Regions from separate parts of the Homo sapiens genome. Here region 2 is linked to region 1. A link is an interaction called in ENCODE POLR2A ChIA-PET data of the cell type or tissue named here. Cell type or tissue: A673. All regions are shown on one strand.

Region 1 (4,000 bases):
GGATAAGGACTTACTCTTTGAAATGATTATAGTTTGGTTTTTAAAAGCTTTTTTACACTCTTTTAAAAACCAAGGCTCTTAGGCTTAGCCTTAGGAGAGAGCCGAGAGTTATGAAAGTCACCATTCTCCAGAGCGCTGGATTTCCTCACAGCAGTTCTCTACCTCAAATAGGGTTTACCAATGAACTGAAGGGTATCTCAGGTGCCTTTGTTATATCATTTATCCTTCTTCCACTTGTTAAGTTAAAAGTAGAGCCAAGGTTATTCTAGCATATTTTTACATTTTATTAGGATGCTTATACTCACTATTACCATTAAATGCCCCCTTTGCGTTTCTTAGAATAGCACTGTTCAGCAGAAATCAAATGTGAGTTACATATTTAATTTTAAATCTTCTAGAAGCCACATTGATTTAAAAGTACCAAAAGTGAAATTACTTTTAATAAATATTATTTAAAACACGTTCAAAATATCATTGCAACCTGTACTCAAACATACATATAATTAATGAGTATTTTAGTTTTCTCATACTATGTCTTCAAAATCTGATGTGTTTTTACACTTACCACACATTTCAGTTCAAAATAGCCACATTTCACGTGTTCCATAACCACATGTGGCTACCATATTGGACAGCACAACCTTAAATTAATCCTAGCTGTTCGAGGAACTGAAAGACTTTGCTATTTTAACTCAATATAAGATCACAGTTTCATCTATATCTATATCTATATCTATATCTATATCTATATCTATACCTAGAGAGAGAGAGAGAGATAGAGAGAGAGAGACAGAGAGATTCACTCTGTCACCCAGGCTGGAGTGCAGTAGTATGTTAATAGCTCACTGCAGCCTCATTCTCCCGAGCTCAAGGGATCCTCCTGCCTCAGACTCCCAAGTAGCTGGGACTACAGGCATGCATCACCATGCCTGGCTAATTTTTTATTTTTTTTGTAGAGATGGATCTCACTATGTTCTCAGGCTGGTCTTGAACCCCTGAGCTCATGTGACCTTCCATCTTGGCCTCCCAGTGTTAGGACTATAGTTGTGAGCTACCAGGCCTGGCCCCAGTTTCTAATAATTAAAGTCATCTAAAAATGGAACAAGCAGACTTACAAAAGGGTGACAGCCCAGTCTCTGGAAGTGTCATGGCAGAGGCTGGATGGCTTGGGTGGTGTTTTGCAAAGAAGGCAGCCACATCGAGTGCTTCCTATGCCAGGCACTGTGAGACTGTGGCAACTATGAAAAACTAACTCTCTGAATCCTCCCAACAATTTGTAGAGGTGGCTACTATTACCATCTCCATTTTACAGATAAGAAAACTGAGGCACAGGGTACTTCTATTTAAGGTTACATAGCTAGTAAATGGCAGAACCAGGATTCAAACTCAGGCAGTTTGGTCCAAGCTGACATTCCTAGCCACTAAACTCTGCTGTGTTTTCATGTACTTCTTTTTTAAACCGTGAGAATTAGTCATAAGGCACCATTGTTTTAGCTCTTTTTCCCTTAACCTAGGCTAGTTATTTTCAAACTGAGATAGGGCTCCAGATATCCTATCTCCTCTGTAAAAGGCCCAGCTCCATTTACACATCCATGCTCCACCAAAGATTTGCAGAAAAGGGTTAAACCCACTGATGCAGACATATTATAATGACATTATTGGAATTCTGATTTTCTGAGCTTCCTATATCTCTGGAATTGTCTTTGTTAATAGAGCTCCCAAGCAGCAACTTATCCCTGATTTTTCCCTCATCTTTAAAACAATGAAAACACACTTTTCCTAAGCAGTTCATCTCATGACCTCTTGCCAGGTTTACAGTTGTGCCCACTGGCATCTCTGTTCCTCGCCTCCAATCCCCACTCTTTTCTTCTTTTTTTTTTTTTTTGAGACAGAGTCTCACTCTGTCACCCAGGCTGCAGTGCAGTGGCACAATCTCAATCTCGCCTCACTGCAACCTCCACCTCCCAGATTCAAGCGATTCTCCTGCCTCAGCCTCCTGAGTGGCTGGGATTACAGGCATGCACCACCTTGCCCGGGTAATTTCTGTATTTTTAGTAGAGATGGGGTTTCACTATGTTGGCCAGGCTGGTCTCGAACTCCTGACTTCAGGCGATCTGCCCGCCTCAGCCTCCCAAAGTGCTGGGATTACAGGCATGAGCCACTGTGCCCAGCTGATCCCCACTCTTTTCTTTCTTTTTTTTTTTTTTTTGAGACAGTATCTCACTCTGTCACCAAGCTGGAGTGCAGTGGCGCGATCTTGGTTCACTGCAACCTCCAACTCCCTGGTTCAAGTGATTCTCCTCCCTCAGCCTCCCAAATAGCTGGGATTACAGGCATGTGCCACCACGCCCAGCTAATTTTTGTATTTTAGTAGGGACGGGGTTTCACCATGTTGGCCAGGATGGACTCGATCTCCTGACCTCGTGATCCGCCTGCCTCGGCCTCCCAAAGTGCTGAGATTACAGGCGCAAGCCACCACGCCTGGCCGATCCCCACTCTTTTCTACTACTGAGTGCTACTGAGTTCTTTACCTAACATGCAAGGTAACTATGTCATGCTCCTCCTTGGAGTCCTCTGATGACCTTACACTTCACAGCAATGTTTTATTCCCCACATAGTTCAAAAGAGTATTTTCTGGAAGGCTAAGATAACTGTGAAACACTTACTGGAACACCGTTTTCTTTCTTTTACTACAGAATTGAGGAAAGAATGTTTCCCAAAGCATTTTACCATACTCCCTGCTCCCCCACTACAAGTCTCTGGGAACTGGAACAGTGGCGTCAGCTGCCAGGGTTTGAACCGGCCTCACAACTTACCAGCCCAGTGACTGTGGGCAGGTCACCCTATGCTGCAGCCTCCCCATCTGTAACATAGGAACAGCAAGAGTAGGGACACATCAGACTTGTTATGAGAACTACATGAGCTGATATATGGAAACTGCTCAGCAGAGTATATACAATCAAAAGGTGGTAATTATCCTTTGTAACTTATTTTAGAAATACTATCCTATAGATCTAGTTAAAACTCCCTAGGCAGACACAGCAAACCCTTCAAAAGCAGACTCCATCCTGCCCCTTCCTCCTTTACCCTCCTTCCCTTCCATGACCCTTTCATACACACACATACACAACACACACACACACACATCAGTGCAAACAAACTGAACTCTGCCTTTCCCTGAAAATTCCCCTCCACACACACACAGATCAATGCAAGCCAAACTCTGCCTTTCCCTGAAAATTCCAACACACACACACACACACACACACACACACAGATCAGTGCAAACTGAACTCTGCCTTTCCCTGAAAATTCTAACACACACACACACATACACACACACACATACACACACACACATCAGTGCAAACTGAATTCCGCCTTTCCCTGAAAATTCCATGTTCTTTCCTGTTTCTGTACCGCAGCACAAGCAGTTCCCCTTGCTTTGTTTCTTGTTTGTCCTGTTCTCTAAACTCTAGGAGCAAAGACCCTATCTGGTTTCTGGGAGCAGGGACCCTAGCACATTCAGCTTTCCCAGAGCATGACTGTTTGCTGACAATAGGAACCAGGCCTGGATCCTTCTGAAAGCCATGTTAAATAGCAGCATATCATATTTGTCCAAACCTACAGAATGTACAACACCAAAAGTAAGCCCTAATGTAAACTCCGGACTCTGCATGATAATGATGTGTCAATGTAGGTTCAATAATCATAACAAATGTACCACTCAGGGGGTGATGTTGACAGTGGGGGAGGGTGTACATGCACGGGGCCAGGGGTATATGGAAATTCTCTGTACCTTCCTCTCAATTTTACTGTGAATCTAAAATTGCTCTAAGAAATCAAAGTCTTAAAAGTAAAAATAAAGTATTAAAAATTATCTAATAAAATTTAGTGGCAAAACAATTAATGTAAATAAAAAATTTAATAAAAAAATTTTAATCCACCATACATCCTTTCCTAATATAAAGCTATTACAAAATTTATGATATACCTAAAC
Region 2 (4,000 bases), 73 kb after region 1:
AGAATCGCTTGAACCTGGGAGGTGGAGGTTGCAGTGAGCCGAAGTGGCACCACTGCACTCTAGCCTGGGCGAAAGAGTGTGTCTCAAAAAAATATATATATATATTAACCACTATATGACAATGGATTCTAAAGAACCACAAATTTGCCATATGTTTTAAAAAGCTATTCCTTGCATTGAACATTCACTGTTGGTAATGGATAAACCTCTACTTAAGAAAAACAGAGCTGACTACAGATACCTCATAGATGCAGGTATGTTAAAACAGACTAATAGTCTCAGGCCTTCTTAGGTCAACAACTACAACATATTGTCTGTTAATTACCCATCAGGTTAGGCCATAAGCAGATTTCACTAGTAGGCCAACATTCAGGCTAGGAGGGAAGAAAAAAGGAATGGAAGGAAAATGCAAGGAGAAAGTATTAGGGAGTGAACATGGTAACAGTAACTCTTTGAGGGCAACACAGTGTGGGGTCCCATAAGTGATCAACCCCTAACCAAAAAGCTCTAAAAATCTATAATACTTTCTTTTTTCTTTTCTTTTCTTTTTTTTTTTTTTTTTTTGAGACAGGGTCTCCTTCGGTCACCCAGGCTGGTGTGCATCAGTGGTAGGATCTCAGCTTATAGCAACCTCTGCCTCCAAGGCTCAAGCAATCCTCCCACCTCAGTCTCCAAAGAAGCTGGGACTACAGGGGTGCACCACCATGCCTGGCTACTTTTTGTATTTTTTGTAGAGACGGGGTTTCACCATGTTGCCCAGGCTGGTCTCGAACTCCTGGGCTCAAGCAATCCACCCACACTGACCTCCCTAAGTGCTGGAATCACAGGCGTGCACCATGATGCCTGGCTCTATAATATATTTTACACCCTTAGCCTCAACTCTTCCAAAATAAATAATTCAGTGAAGGAGAATATATTCCAAAGATAAGCACTCCTTTTGTTGTCAAAACTATTAGCAGTTTACGAAAATATTTACGACGAGTACGATAACCTTTTAAGAGTTCAGTAGTAACCTTCTTTTTATAAATTCAGCCAAGATATCTAACAATTCAATATAAACAAGCACCCTATTTTACTGCACTAATTTTTAAAAGCTTTTCTCTGTAATTACTTAACTTCTATATTAATATAAAACATCCTCATTCCCATTTACTCTGAACCTCAGTACCAACTTTGCCTCAAATATTTACCTCCTAAAAAATCAAAACTTCATAAACAAACGGGTCCTTACCTTTCAAAAGAAATTTGCAATGAATTCCAGGGAGACTCATATAAAGTGAACTGAAATTGAAATAAAATCCATTACAGGAAAAAAAATCCGAAGACTTTCATAGCAAATCTATTCAAGTTCACATTTCTTCAACACTAATCCAAGTCTTAATAGTCACATCATTAATACTCTTAATACTCACATTTTTAACATTCTGCCACCAGCAACTACTACTGTTCAAATAAACTCTGGTTCACACACTGATGTCTGCTTCACACATCAACTTGCTTCTCCCACACTTGCACTTGCTTCCCACAGAGCTGTCATAATTTCTTACAAGTTTTACCAGGCTGTGTCCCAAAATAAAGAGAATGGATTCTTCCGTTCTGAGGATTTTTGACGTTTCTCCGCCAAATGAGGGAGGAGGCATTTGCACTCCAATAGTAGTTTCAAGACCCAACTATCATTTCCAAAACCCATCTCTACAACCCAGCCTAACACACACACACACACACACACACACACACACACACACACACATTCTCTGCCTATTCTGCCAATGGACTCTGAATTAAGTGGCCTGAAGATTTCTCGTATCTGCCCTGCAAGTCTTCTTGCCCCTGCTGTGAAGTCTCAGAGCCTTAAATGAGGAACTATAACCCAGGATATTTATGGGTCTGTCTAGACACCATTATTTCTGAGCAGACGCCAAAGACAAGTGTAACAGCAGGCAACATGACACTTGTAAGTTAAACCAAATGAGAGGATACAGTCAGTAATAAAAAGTTTTCATTTACAGTTTGTGGGGGGAAAGCCGTAGGAAAGACCCGTTCTTATGTTTCAGGTGGTATTTTGTATGTAAACCATATGGCAATAGGCAATTCTGAAAACCATGGAATTAAAGCCATCCAATATTAGGCAACAGGGCAATAAATAAATTCCCTCCTAAGACTTTAAAATATGAAACAAAACTCAGCAATCTGAGCAGGTTTGACCACTTGTTCAATTCTGTAGTGATAATTACTATGATTTGATTGAGATAAAAGTTATAAAACCTTGTATCAAGTATGTTTTGTTTTTACTTTTTCACTGTCTTATTTTAATGTCAGAATAAATATGTATTGAAGTAGTAGTATACTGAGGTCGTTGGCAAAGCCTGGGTCCTGTCCTCTCGTTCTCCTCCCCAGACAGCATGAGTTTCACCACTTGCTCCAACTTCTCCACCAATTACTGGTCCCTGGGCTCTGTCCAGCCGCCCAGCTGGTCAACAGCGTGGCCAGAGCCTATGCACGTGCCAGGGGCTCTGGTTTCCAGATCTCCGTGTCCTGCTACACCAGCTTCTGGGATGGCTTGGGGTCCCGGGGCCTGGCCGCAGGGATGGCTGGGGGCCTGGCAGGAATAGGAGGCATCCAGAACGAGAAGGAGACCATGCAAAGCCTGAAAGACCACCTGGCCTCCTACCTGGACAGACTGAGGAGCCTGGAGATCGAGAACTGGAGGCTGGAGAGCAAAATCTGGGAGCACCTGGAGAAGAAGGGACCCCAGGTCAGAGACTGGGGGCCATTACTTCAAGATCATCGAGGACCTGAGGGCTCAGATCTTAGCAAATACTGTGGACAATGCCTGCATCGTTCTGCAGACTGACAATGCCCATCTTGCTGCTGATGACTTTAGAGTCAAGTATGAGACAGACTCTCAGGCGCCAGTCTGTGGAGAGCAGCATTACGGGCTCTGCAAGGTCACTGATGACACCAATGTCACTTGGCCACAGCTGGAGACAGAGATCGAGGCTCTCAAGGAGGAGCTGCTCTTCATGAAGAACCACAAAGATGAACTAAAAGGCCTACAAGCCCAGATTGCCAGCTCTGGGTTGACCATGGAGGTTGATGCCCCCAAATCTCAGGACCTCGCCACGATCATGGCAGACATCTGGGCCCAATATGACAAGCTGGCTCGGAAGAACCGAGAGGAGCTGGACAAGTGCTGGTCTGAGCGGACTGAGGAGAGCACCACAGTGGTCACCACCCAGTCCGCCCAGGTTGGAGCTGCTGAGATGACACTCACGGAGCTGGGACGTACGGTCCAGTCCTTGGAGATCGACCTGGACTCCATGAAAAATCTGAAGGCCAGCTTGGAGAACAGCCTGAGGGAGGTGGAGGTCCGCTACACCCTGCAGATGGAGCAGCTCAACGAGATCCTGCTGCACCTGGCGTCAGGGCTGGCCCAGACCCAGGAAGAGGCGCAACACCAAGCCCAGGAGTGCGAGGCCCTGCTGAACATCAAGGCCAAGCTGGAGGCTAGGGTCACCACCTACCGCTGCCTGCTGGAAGACGGTGAGGACTTCAATCTTCAATCTTGGTGATGGACAGCAGCAACTCCACGCAAACCATTCAAAAGACCACCACCTGCCGCAAAGTGAGTGGCAAAGTGGTGTCTCAGTCCAACGACACTAAAGTTCTGAGACATTAAGCCAGCAGAAGCAGGGTACCCTTTGGGGAGCAGGAGGCCAATAAAAAGTTCAGCGGTTTAAATAAAAAAAAAAAAAAAGGCTGGGTGCGGTGGCTCACGCCTGTAATCCCAGCACTTTGGGAGGCCGAGGCGGGCAGATCACGAGGTCAGGAAATCAAGACCATCCTGGCTAACACGGTGAAACCCCATCTCTACTAAAAATACAAAAACAAAAAATTAGCCGGGCGTGGTGGCGGGCGCCTGTAGTCCCAAATAATCTGGAGACTGAGGCGGGAGAATGGCGTGAACCCGGGAGGCGGAGCTTGCAGTGAGCCGAGATTG

What was found. ChIA-PET counts read pairs that join two places held together with the same protein. Peaks named below come from ENCODE experiments on the same cell type or tissue, not always from the same donor. Only the 100,000 strongest peaks of a DNase experiment are listed, where the experiment ranks them.
Region 2: POLR2A ChIA-PET joins it to region 1 with 10 read pairs; 8 of 35 experiments call an interaction of 5 or more read pairs at or near these places.

Annotation. Positions count from the first base shown.
Region 1 is chr1:214,457,280-214,461,279 of GRCh38, forward strand. All of the region lies in intron 2 of PTPN14 (protein tyrosine phosphatase non-receptor type 14), which reads right to left. Among named protein-coding and RNA genes, the nearest start is that of PTPN14, 92 kb to the right of the region's middle. In A673, no CTCF peak of the experiment used is centred here; no DNase peak of the experiment used is centred here; H3K4me3 peaks cover 366 bases; H3K27ac peaks cover 2,071 bases.
Region 2 is chr1:214,529,793-214,533,792 of GRCh38, forward strand. The region is part of intron 1 of PTPN14 (protein tyrosine phosphatase non-receptor type 14); the gene reads right to left. It also overlaps the pseudogene KRT18P12. Among named protein-coding and RNA genes, the nearest start is that of PTPN14, 20 kb to the right of the region's middle. In A673, no CTCF peak of the experiment used is centred here; a DNase peak (open chromatin) is centred at 1,859.